Linked DNA regions of Homo sapiens: region 2 is linked to region 1. The links are chromatin loops, found by intact Hi-C in ENCODE. Cell type or tissue: dorsolateral prefrontal cortex. All regions are shown on one strand.

The links. Hi-C counts contacts between places; a loop is a spot of excess contacts. Peaks named below come from ENCODE experiments on the same cell type or tissue, not always from the same donor. Only the 100,000 strongest peaks of a DNase experiment are listed, where the experiment ranks them.
Region 2: it touches region 1 in a loop (12-fold over the local background); 6 of 110 quality-filtered maps call a loop at or near these places.

The regions. Positions count from the first base shown.
Region 1 is chr5:88,189,137-88,191,636 of GRCh38, forward strand. It overlaps a transcript of TMEM161B not described here. Among named protein-coding and RNA genes, the nearest start is that of TMEM161B, 78 kb to the right of the region's middle. RefSeq lists an enhancer at 1-1,164. In dorsolateral prefrontal cortex, a CTCF peak has its summit at 1,558 (motif pointing left); DNase peaks (open chromatin) are centred at 1,115 and 1,475; H3K4me3 peaks cover 1,118 bases; H3K27ac peaks cover 511 bases.
Region 2 is chr5:87,780,265-87,782,764 of GRCh38, forward strand. No RefSeq gene overlaps it. Among named protein-coding and RNA genes, the nearest start is that of LINC02144, 48 kb to the left of the region's middle. In dorsolateral prefrontal cortex, CTCF peaks have their summits at 1,053 (motif pointing right) and 1,264; a DNase peak (open chromatin) is centred at 1,077; H3K4me3 peaks cover 1,680 bases; H3K27ac peaks cover 2,500 bases.

The sequences.
Region 1 (2,500 bases):
TGGTCACTTCCTGGGCTGCATACCTTGTACTGGGTGGCATTATACACACAAGTCCTTTTTAAACAAAAAGACTATTTTAACTTTTTTTTTTTAACCCTACCTCAGTCTGAAGAAGGTCAGTTGAAGTCCTTACTGTACAAGTCCAAAATTTAAAAAAATGAGTTCCACAGTGAACTTCCTCATGCTTCGGCTATGCGTGGACCAGTCAGCTTCCGGGTGTGACTGGAGCAGGGCTTGTCTTCTTCAGGGTCACTCTGCAAGGGTTGTCCAGGCTTGGTCTTGCCTTCTAGGTTTCAGGTGCTGCAGGTTTTACATGGCTGTGGTGGATCCAGGCTGGGATTCCCTCTACCTTCACAGCGGTGGGAGTGGTCAGGACGACAATCTGGGGTCCTTTCCACTGTGGGCACAAAGAGGCTACGTTCCAGTCCTTGATCCACACTCAATCACCTGGGGAGAAAGGGTGAACTGGGGAGAATAAGCTAACAGGGCATCTCTCATTTACCCAGGCTGAGATTGTGTAATTTTTCCTAAAGCCTGTAGCTGTCGCTGTAACTCAATTTCACCTAACTCTTGGGGAGTGCCTGGAAGTCCCCACAATATGGGAGGGGGCCTATGATATAGTATTTTATAAGGGGAATATCCTGCTCTTTTAGAAGGGGTACATCTAATTTTAAATAATACCATAGGGAGAGCCTGTATCCATTTTAATCCTTTTTCCTGACATACTTTCCCTAAACTATTTTTGATAGTCTGATTCATCCGCTCCACCTTTCCGGAACTCTGAGGCCAGTAGGCAGCATGCAGTTTCCATGTGATCCCCAGTACCTTTGCCGTCTTCTGTACCAAGTCAGCCACAAACGCCAGCCCATTATCTGAGCCGATCCGTAAGGGCAGTCCAAATCTAGGAATAAGATCTCAAAGAAGCACATGGGTTATTTCACAAGCTTTCTCAGTTCGTGTTGGATAAGCCTCCACCCACCCAGAGAAGGTACACACAAGAACTAGTAAATACTTGTTACCTCCACACTTTGGCATCTCTGTGAAGTCTAGCTGGAGATCTTCAAAGGGGGCTGCTCCATAAGCTTGCATGCCGGGTGGAACGGCTGGACCTTGCCTTGCATTATGCTGTCGGCAGGTAACACACCGCTGTGTCAGTTTTGGCAAAGGCTGACAAATGCGAGATGTAGAAATACTGGCCTAACAACTTTCCAAGTGACTCCTGACCTAGATGGGTGGTTTCATGCACAGCCAGTACAATTGCAGCTCCTAGCAGCTGTGGCACAGCTACTCTCCCATCTAGTAACCGAATGCATCCTTCCTCCATCACTTGTCCTCCCTCTACCTGGAGAAAGTCCTTTTCTTCTTTAGAATAAGTAGGTACAAGATCAGGTGCTTGAGGGAGCAGAGGGGCTGTGACTGATGCCCGCAAAGGGGCAGATGCTGCTTTTGGAGACTCTGAGTCAGTGCGGGAATTCCCCAAACCCACCAAGGTGGAAGCTCGCTGGTGTCCTTTGCAATGCATAACTGCCACCTTGTGGAGTTTCCATACTGCTTCTAACTGCAAGATTTCTTGTTGATATTCTATGTCTTTTCTGTTTATGTTTAATCTAATTTCTGATATAGTTGCATTCATTTCCACTACTTTTGATTTCAGTCCCATCTGGTTTGTTTTCATCTTTTAAATTAATATTATTCCATTTCCTTCTTTTATTTACTTGTTATAGATTCTTTTATGGATTATCTTAGAGATTACAGTGTACATTATTCTTTTATTACAATACAAATTACATTCACACTTTCATGATACTGCTAAAAACATATTGTTTTAACCTCATTTATCCTTTCCTTTTCCATTGTTATTGTGAACTTTAAATATGCTGAATTTTAAAATAACACAGGCATTCAATAATTGTTTTTTGTCCATTTGCTTAAATATTTATAATGTCTTCCTTGTCCATTTCCATGTCTTCATCTATGATTATTGCCCTTCATCCTGACCACAAATCTCCTTAGTTTTTCTTTTTAAAGTCTTTCTATTAAAAGCCATGGAATCCTACATTAGTAGCTATTTTCTTTTAACATATTAAAGATGTAATTCCAAACGGAAAATGATGTCAGCAAGATAGCAGAAGAGGAAGTCCTAGACCCTCCTTCCCCCAACAGGGACACCAGCTCAACAACAATACACATCCAGATATCCTATATTAGACTCTTCATCTTAATTTATTGTCTGCATTCTCTCCACTAGATGCTAAGCTCTTGGAGGGAAGAGATTTTGCTGTTTTGTTCATTGCTGTAGCTAGGGTGTGTGGAACAGCCTATGGCACATTACAGGCACTCAACATGTATTTACTGAAAAATAACCAAATGGGTACAAACCAAATTATTCCAGAGAAAACACTCTTTGTGAAGTCATTTTCAAATAACAATAAATGAATGCCCTCCAACATGATCTGTAACCATTCCTAAAATCAAACATAGCTGTATGTTTTTCTCATAA
Region 2 (2,500 bases), 410 kb before region 1:
TTGGTGATTTAGAAACTTTAATCCTGGTTCATGACTAATACTATGCAGATGTTTGTTATACAAATATAGAAATTAGCTTCTTTGTATCATTAAAAGGTATCTCAATGAAAACACCGTAAATTTAATTTTTCACATTATCCAAAAAGGAAACTATATTTTCAGAGTATAAGAGTTTCCATCTGTAGATATAATAAATGTAATATTAAAATGTGTGACTCAATGGTATCAAAAGGGAGAATGCCTAGGCCTATGAAATAACTCTCAAATAGGAAAAGAATGAAACGTCATTTTGGTTAAGTAGACTTTACACTAGTTGAAGATTGATTCATTAAGCAAAGTTCAAGCACACTTTCTATTCATATAAATAGTGTGTATAATGCCATTTTGCAAAGATGACAGTGGAAACTTGTATTTCTGAGAGTGGCTAAAATAGCTTGTAAACAGTATCTTTGCAATTTGACATTCCAAGTGCTGCTTGCAGGGCAGCACATCTGAGGGTTGGTAGGGGAAGAGTATCTGAGGATAGCACTATTTTGGGTGTTTCCAAGAAGCAGAAAGTTGGTTCTTTGATTTTATTACCTATTATTGTCTCAAATTAGAATGCCAAAGGGGGCATTTTATTAAAATAAAAGCCTGATGAATACAAGCAAAAAAAAAAAAAAAGCTTCAAGCCGTTGAGAAATTTGAAATCAAAACAGAAATTTTAAAGAAAAGTATGATGTGAAAATAAAGGAAAGTAGAGAAGAAGAAAGGAAAGAGATGTAGCAGATAATTAGACAAAAGTGAAAGGAAGGGCCCTAGTTCTGAAACCACTTCCGCTTAAACCAAAATGGCACCAAAAATTTTAAGCCAGGGTATTTAAACTGCTGGAATATTTCATCCTGAAAAATTATATTTTTCAAGCAAAATAACTACTTTGTGTCCAAATTCTCTGAATAATTATGGCAATTTCTCTCTTCTATTTGCACTTCCATTTGCATTATAGGCACTACTTAAATACAAACAGGAGTGGCTCACTGAGATCACAGAAGAGAGACTTCTCACAAAGCCGCTAGATGGCGTGAGAGCACTGCATTGGACCTGCTCTGCCACACGGCCGCGTGTAACATTGAGGCGTTTATTCTCTTCACGCTGAGAGCTCAGTGTTTAGTCAAGTAAGACGCGTTTTCTTTCAGAGAGATCTTTCTGTGTTGCATGACACTTTTTAGGACACAAAGGGGGTATTCCGCCCTCCCCATACACACACTAAGAAAATGTCGAATTAAATTTGGAATAGTAAAAATCATTTCAGTATTTACTGGGGCTTCCTGAGAACTTTACCTTTCAGCTCTTTAGGGGATAGTCTGCTATTTGTTATGCAGCCTTCCTTAATAGGTAGTTATAGGGAAAAAGTCCCTTCAGCATTATGCCTGTGCTCAAACAACTGCAGACAAAGTTTGCATATTCTCAGTCATCCCCTCTCTTTTTCCTGATTTTTTTTTCATCAAAAATTCTCTTTGTTTTTCTTCATCTGATATTGTGGGGTCCCTCATTAAGGACTGTAATATGAAAAGCTGGATTTAAAACTGCTGTCAAAAAGGAGGTTGTCCTCTTTTAATATTCTTTACCAGCAAAGCAAAAGGAAATGTCTTTGTTCTTGCTTTATAAATGCAATGTTTTTTGCTTTATTTAATGTTTCTGCCAGATCACTAGGCACCTTCTAATCTACCCTCCCAACTTTGAGATATACTTTTATATTTGGTCTTTGCAGATTCCCAATACATGCATGAGGCATCTCTCTGTGCCTCCACAACAGGACTAATTACCATATTCCTCCAGATATTATCACTATCTCCCTTCACAAAGTGTCCAATGTAAAAGCTGTTTTGATCTTTCAGATAAGTGCCTTAATTTAAAATAATAGCAAAAAGGTAAAATTAGGCCTCTATGCTCAGCAGTGCATGAATGACAAATCTGTTGTAGTTTGGGGTATATTTTTAAAGATTCCTTTTAAAACCTCTTATAGCAAATTTACATATGATCAAAAATGATATTACACATTGGCGAACTGAAGTGCATAATTTACTTCATATGCTACTGATATAGTTATGTTTATACGTATAATGGGTTTTACAGTTTTGGTATAATATCATACCAGTTCAAAAACTGAAAGATTTTTAAAAGCATTTTTTTTCAGTTTTTATCCACCTCTGAAAAGTTATTTTTTTCCTGTATAGTGTCTCAGAGCAAGATGTATCATTTTTAATGTACACTTTTAGCCCTAATATCCATGAATTTATGAAAACCGGAGATTTTATGAGGGCATTCAACTAAAATATTTGTCAAAATAAGAATTCAATAATGTAGTTATACCTCTTTAAAATGCAAATATTGGAGAACAAATGGGCAACTTGGCAAAACTTGCTTCATAGTGTTACATTTTTGTTTTTACCCTGTGTAGTTCTGGTTTATAAGAACATGTTAATTTGTCATATTAATAGATGAAATGAGTCATTTGGAT